2 separate regions of the Homo sapiens genome follow, and region 1 is linked to region 2. Evidence: read pairs that join two places in POLR2A ChIA-PET (ENCODE). Cell type or tissue: HCT116. All regions are shown on one strand. Links, peaks and the distances in the headings refer to the core of each region. The heading gives the core; the rest is flanking DNA. Region 1 overlaps LOC105374764 (a long non-coding RNA gene). Region 2 overlaps EHBP1 (EH domain binding protein 1).

Region 1 (2,915 bases), core at 208-2,707, 330 kb before region 2:
ACTGCAGGCAAGATCTGCTGGTGGATCTAAATTCAGTGGACAGGAGTTAGAGAAGAAATAGGCTATTCATAGTCTCAAAGTATCTCCCTCAGGGTGCTTACCAGTTATGAAAAGAAAAACAATAATTTTACTATGGAGAATCCTACCAGATACCACCTTAATCAAGTGATCAAGGTTGACACAACCTGTAGTAAGACAAATCAGCATGAGGTACCTGCTAGTGATAGGGACAGGAGGCAGAGAAATTCTAGGCAGAAAAGAGCGGGTCCCAGCGAAAACCCCACCCTCAAGCTGAAAAGCCTGAAACCATGGCCCAAAGTGAGAATTTCTATTCCTGTTTTCCCACTCAAATGTTGCGTTTTCCTAAATCACCCATGGCCCTGCCCCACCCCATCCTGTGCCTATAAAAACTCCAGACTCAGCTGGCAGAGAGGAGAAGCAGCGGGACATCAGGACTATGGCTGGACGTCAGAGAGAAGCAGCTTAACTTCAGAGGTGCAGCTTGATGGTGTAACTTAGGAGAAGAATCTGACTGGAGACGGCCAGACTTCAGAAGAAGATGACCTACCCCCCCATCCCCTTTTCAGCTTCCCTTCCCGCTGAGAGCCACTTTTATTGGCAATAAAATCCTCCACATTTACCACCTTTCAATGTGTTCATGTGACTTCATTATTCCTGGACACCGGACAAGAGCTCAGGGGCCACAGGTGTGGATATGAAAGGCTGCCACACTGGCCCTTTGCCCTCACTGGTGGAGGGCAGCTGCCCCATGCGACGAGGTAAAGGGCCCACTGAGCTGTTAAAACTTAAGCTGTCTGTGGACAGCAGAGCTAAAAGAGCACTGTAACACGCCCTGTGGGGCTTTTGGGGGTCACAGCCCCCATCTGGATGCTGCTGCAGGGCCCTCCTACTGGCACCAAAGCAGCCGGCAGTTCCAGCACTCGTGCACTCCAGTTCCCACCTCATTCACTTGTGTGCTACCTCCTGTGAGGAGTTGAGCGCAGCGGGCTGAGTAAACAAGGCACCCCTGTCACGAGTCCCACAGAGGGGTCAGGGAAGTATCCTGCTTCATCAGTATGACATACCGAGAAAGACAAAACTTCACTTCTGTGGTATTCTTGCCAAAAGTGCATAACCTCCATCTAACTGTAACTGCCCAATGGGTTCACCTTGCCTGCTGCCTAGACAGAGCCGATTTATCAAGACAGGGAAATTGCAACAGAGAAAGTGTAATTCACGTACAGCCGGCTGTGTGGGAGACTGGAGTTTTATTATTATTCAAATCCGTCTCCCGGAGCATTCAGGGATCGGAGTTTTTAAGGATAATTTGGTGGACAGGGGTCAGTGAGTCAGGAGTGTTAATTGGTTGGGCCAGAGATGAAATCATAGGGAGTTGAAGCTATCTTCTTGTGCTGAGTCAGTTCCTGAGTGGGGTAGATCAAGTGAGGCAGTTTATTGATCTGGGTGGTGCCAGCTGATCCATCAAGGGCAGGGTCTGCAAATATCTCAAGCGCTGATCTTGGGTTTTACAATAGATATGTTATCCCTATGAACAATTTGGGGAGGGTCAGAATCTTGTAGCCTCCAGCTGAATGACTCTTAAGCCATAATTTCTAATCTTTTGGCTAATTTGTTAGTCCTACAAGGGCAGTCTAGTCCCCAGGCAGGGAGGGGATTTGTTTTGGGAAAGGGCTGTTATGGGTCTTTGTTTCAGAGTTAAACTATAAACTAAGTTCCTCCCAAAGTCGGTGAGGCCTACAATTAGGAATGAACAAGGACAGCTTGGAAGTGAGAAGCAAGATGGAGTTGGTTAGGTCAGATCTCTTTCACCGCCTCAGTTATAATTTTGCAATGGCAGTTTCATAATCATGAGAAAAACATCAGAAATTTGTGGAGGTATGAGTTAATAGTATTGTACCAATATTAATTTCCTGGTGTTGATAATTGTGCTATATTTGTGTAAGATGTTAACATTAGGGGAATGGTACACAGAACTCTGTACTATTTTTCCAACTTTTCTGTAAGTCTAAAACTTCAAAATGAAAAGTTTCTTAAAAAGTGACTCAGCAACCGGGTACAGTAGCTCAGGCCTGTAATCCTAGCACTTTGGGAGGCTGAGACAGGAGGATCGCTTGAGCTCAGGATGGGCAGCATAGTGAGACCTTGTCTATATTAAAAAAAAAAAAGACTCAGCATTTTGTGAGGAGTAAAAGAGATGACACATATAAATAAGGTGCTTAGCACTGACACAGTAAGTGCTCAAGAAGTTTGTTTTAAAGCCCCATAAATGCTCAAGAAGTTTGACCCTCTATTATTTTTGTTATTTGACTTGAAAAATAGTAAGGGTGGCAGGTAAAGTAAAGGGCAATCCATTCAAAAACAGGAGGACTAGCAACAGCAGATACTTAGATGTGGAAAGGTACCCAGTACGTTTAGGTGGGTAGGGGGCGTAAGTTGACCAGACAGGCAAAAGCAGAAGTCTTTTAATTTTTTTAAAATAGGGAAATAATGGGACATGAGGCAGGAAAGGCCTCAAATGCCAAACTGGAGAGCCAGTTTTAGTTGGAGAAAGGCAGTAGGAAGTACCTTTGTTCAAAAGGGACAACAGAACTCAAGAAGTTCCTGCCTTTCAGAAAGGCCCAAATCAGGAGGGGTCCCCACTACCCTGCAGAGCTCCCTTGTCATTGATAAAGGACAAAGGATCTGAGAGAGAGGAAACCTTCTGAAAAGTTTTCTAGGAGTTTGGAATGTAAAGTTCTTCACCAATGAGTGAAGGATAAACTCCAGCCAGTAGGGTTTGATTCTGCAGGGTGGTAGTGGTGGGGGAGGGGTTCTGTGGCTGGTGCTCTGGGGTGGGAGGCAGTGAAAGCGGAACCTTCCTGCAGGGGCCCCTGGAAGCTGAGCATCCTTGGTGG
Region 2 (2,915 bases), core at 200-2,699:
TAAATAAAAATACGCCAATCAAGTGTACTGCTATAGTATGTGAAGAGCCAAGTTCATTGTACACTTCAACACAACCTTTTTTACTTAATAGGCAAACTTTTGCCTGTTAATTGTGGATGGAGGATACCCAGGCATGAGCTCTTTTGGGCCTGCATCTATCTTTTTTAAAAAACAAAAAACAAAAATACAAAACTGTAAATGAAAACAGTAGTAGAACTGTTGATAGGATTTGAATTCCTATAGCTATCTATGCCTTGATAAACTTACAGCATGTTTAAACTTTCTGGGTCTAAGTTTCCTTCTTCATCTGTAAACAGGGGTAATAGTACCAGCCTTAACTATTTAACAAGGTGTCAATGCAGATCAAATAAACAAGAGTATCAAACTAGGTAACTAAACAAATGATAAAAATGGCCATTAACTTTCTAAGTGCTGTAAGATCAAATGGAGTGAAAATAGATCATTTTTTAAAATAAGGCATATCTGGAATATATGGAAATAGGGAAGGAAATATAAGTAGAATTGAAAGATAATTTTTGTTTCACAGAAAAATAAAGGCCGGGTGTGGTGGCTCACGCCTGTAATCCTAGCACGTTGGGAGGCCGAGGGAGGCGGATCACTTAACGTCAGGAGTTTGAGACTAACCTGGCAATTGTGGTGAAACCCCCGTCTCTACTAAAAATACAAAAATTAGCTGAGAGTGGTGGCGCATGCCTTTAATCCCAACTGCTCGGGAGGCTGAAGCACGAGAATCGCTTGAACCCAAGGGGCAGAGGTTGCAGTGAGCTGGGGTTACGCCACAGCACTCCAGCCTGGGTGACAGAGTGAGACTCCGTCAAAAAAAAAAAAAGAAAGAAATATCTGTAGAAATCTCAATTCTCTTTTCCTGTAGACTGTTAGATACAGTCAGTTGTCTGCCTCTTTAGAGACTAGTATACTAGTTGTGGTGGTTTAAGAGTGTAGGCTCTGGACATTTCCTACCTGTGTGATTCTGAGAAAGTCGATGAACTTGGCTTTTACCTCAATTTACGTATCTATAAAATGAAGATAATAATACACCTATTTCATAGAATTTTTGTGCATTAACATGTGCTTAGAACAGCGCCAGACACATGGTAAATTGTCATTGTAATTTGTGTTTTTTTTATCTGACTTAAGCAGTAGCTAGAGTTATAGAAATTCATGCTATAGGAAGGCCGGGAGCGGTGGCTCAAGCCTGTAATCCCAGCACTTTGGGAGGCCGAGGTGGGCGGATCGCGAGGTCAGGAGTTCAAGACCAGCCTGGCCAACATGGTGAAACCCTGTCTCTACTAAAAATACAAAAAATTAGCTGGGCATGGTGGCGGGCGCCTGTAGTCCCAGCTACTCGAGAGGCTGAGGCAGGAGAATGGCGTGAACCTGGGAGGCGGAGCTTGCAGTGAGCCGAGATCGTGCCACTGCACGCCAGCCTGGGTGACAAAGCAAGACTCCGTCTCAAAAAAAAAAAAAAAAAAAAAAGAAATTCATGCTATAGGAAATGTCACATGGTGTCTCTAGTCTTTTCTATATGTGAGACATAGTTTTTAAGCTTTCATATTAGATACTCTAAAGGAAAGATGTATGGTTAGAGTTGGTAGTTTATACAACTTTTATAGGGAGCTGTGTAGTAGATGTTCCATACAAACCATGTTATTCATAATTACATATTGAAAAGGTTCCCTGTAACCAGGTACATTATCTATATGAAATGTTAGTAATTTGAAATGTTGAATCTTGCATTTTAACAGTATTTGCTGATTTTTATCTGAAAATATTAATTGGTCTTTATGTTACCTCTTTTTTGCACACTGTATTTTAGAGAATTATACTGTAACTATATATGACTGTTCAGTTTTAAATTGTAATAGTTAATTATGACTTTTAAACTTCGGAAAGTTTAAAATATTTTTATCACCCTGGAGCTGAAAAGTACTTTAAAAATCACCTGCCTACCTTCCTGCTCTTAGACAATGCTGTGCCTAAGACATCACAGAAAGCTATGGTAATTACCTATATGATTTTTTTAATCTAAAGAAAGAAGATCCTACAAATTGCCCTGAGGCAAGCTCAACACTACACAAATATTTAAGTATTTGATTATACTGGAAACTATGAAGTTGGGGCATCAGTATGAGGACCTGAATACCTTCTTACCCTCGCCTTTGAATTACCTATAGGGGGAAAACAACTCTTTAAAAAACAACCTAATCTACTCAGTACAAAAGCAAGTATGGCACCAGAATATGAAAGTTCAAGGAAAAAAAGCGTGTACTCTAACAGTGGTGTTTTATCTATATCCTTCAGGTAATTTTGGAGTTGGGCATATAAGCTGCTAGAATACCTACCTGGAGGAGGAGATGAAATGTTCCATGTGGCCACCTTGTCTCCTTTAGAGACTGTCACATTCAAAGTATATTGACCACATTAAAAGTACTCGTGGTAGAAAGCAAAGGTGCTGTTTCGTCACCTAAAGGTGAAAACGTGCTGTCTGGAACTTCGAAAAACTCAAGTATTCAATAATTTTTATGCCAGTCATGTCCAGCCCATAATTGGGTCTTTCGTCTCCACCTCTCTGCATAAACTGAATGTCCCTTGTCCTTTTTTGTAGTGATGGCAGTGATGATGCTTGAATTTTGAAGCCATAAATGTGATGTGTTAACCCTAAATGGTCCTCATGTATAGGAGTGTCCTTGAAAAAAATCTCATCTACCTCATGATTTAATATGATATAGTGTCTCTGGCAGTAGATAACCCAGCTTTTCTTTCTTTCTTTAATGTTACTTGTAACAAAATCTTTAGTCACCAAATCTAGTGACTCTTTAAAGAATGTTAATATCAGAAAGGTTTTTTGTTTCCTTTTTTTAATGGTGAGAGGGCAGTGGTTTTTAGTTGCATAG

What was found. Peaks named below come from ENCODE experiments on the same cell type or tissue, not always from the same donor. Only the 100,000 strongest peaks of a DNase experiment are listed, where the experiment ranks them.
Region 1: POLR2A ChIA-PET joins it to region 2 with 5 read pairs; 4 of 35 experiments call an interaction of 5 or more read pairs at or near these places.

Annotation. Positions count from the first base shown.
Region 1 is chr2:62,463,423-62,466,337 of GRCh38, forward strand. It overlaps LOC105374764 (a long non-coding RNA gene), which reads left to right. Exons shown (of 6, transcript XR_002959390.2): 6 at 417-645. It also overlaps a transcript of TMEM17 not described here. Among named protein-coding and RNA genes, the nearest start is that of TMEM17, 41 kb to the right of the region's middle. In HCT116, for the core only: no CTCF peak of the experiment used is centred there; no DNase peak of the experiment used is centred there; H3K27ac peaks cover 2,500 bases.
Region 2 is chr2:62,797,529-62,800,443 of GRCh38, forward strand. All of the region lies in intron 5 of EHBP1 (EH domain binding protein 1), which reads left to right. Among named protein-coding and RNA genes, the nearest start is that of EHBP1, 93 kb to the left of the region's middle. In HCT116, for the core only: no CTCF peak of the experiment used is centred there; no DNase peak of the experiment used is centred there.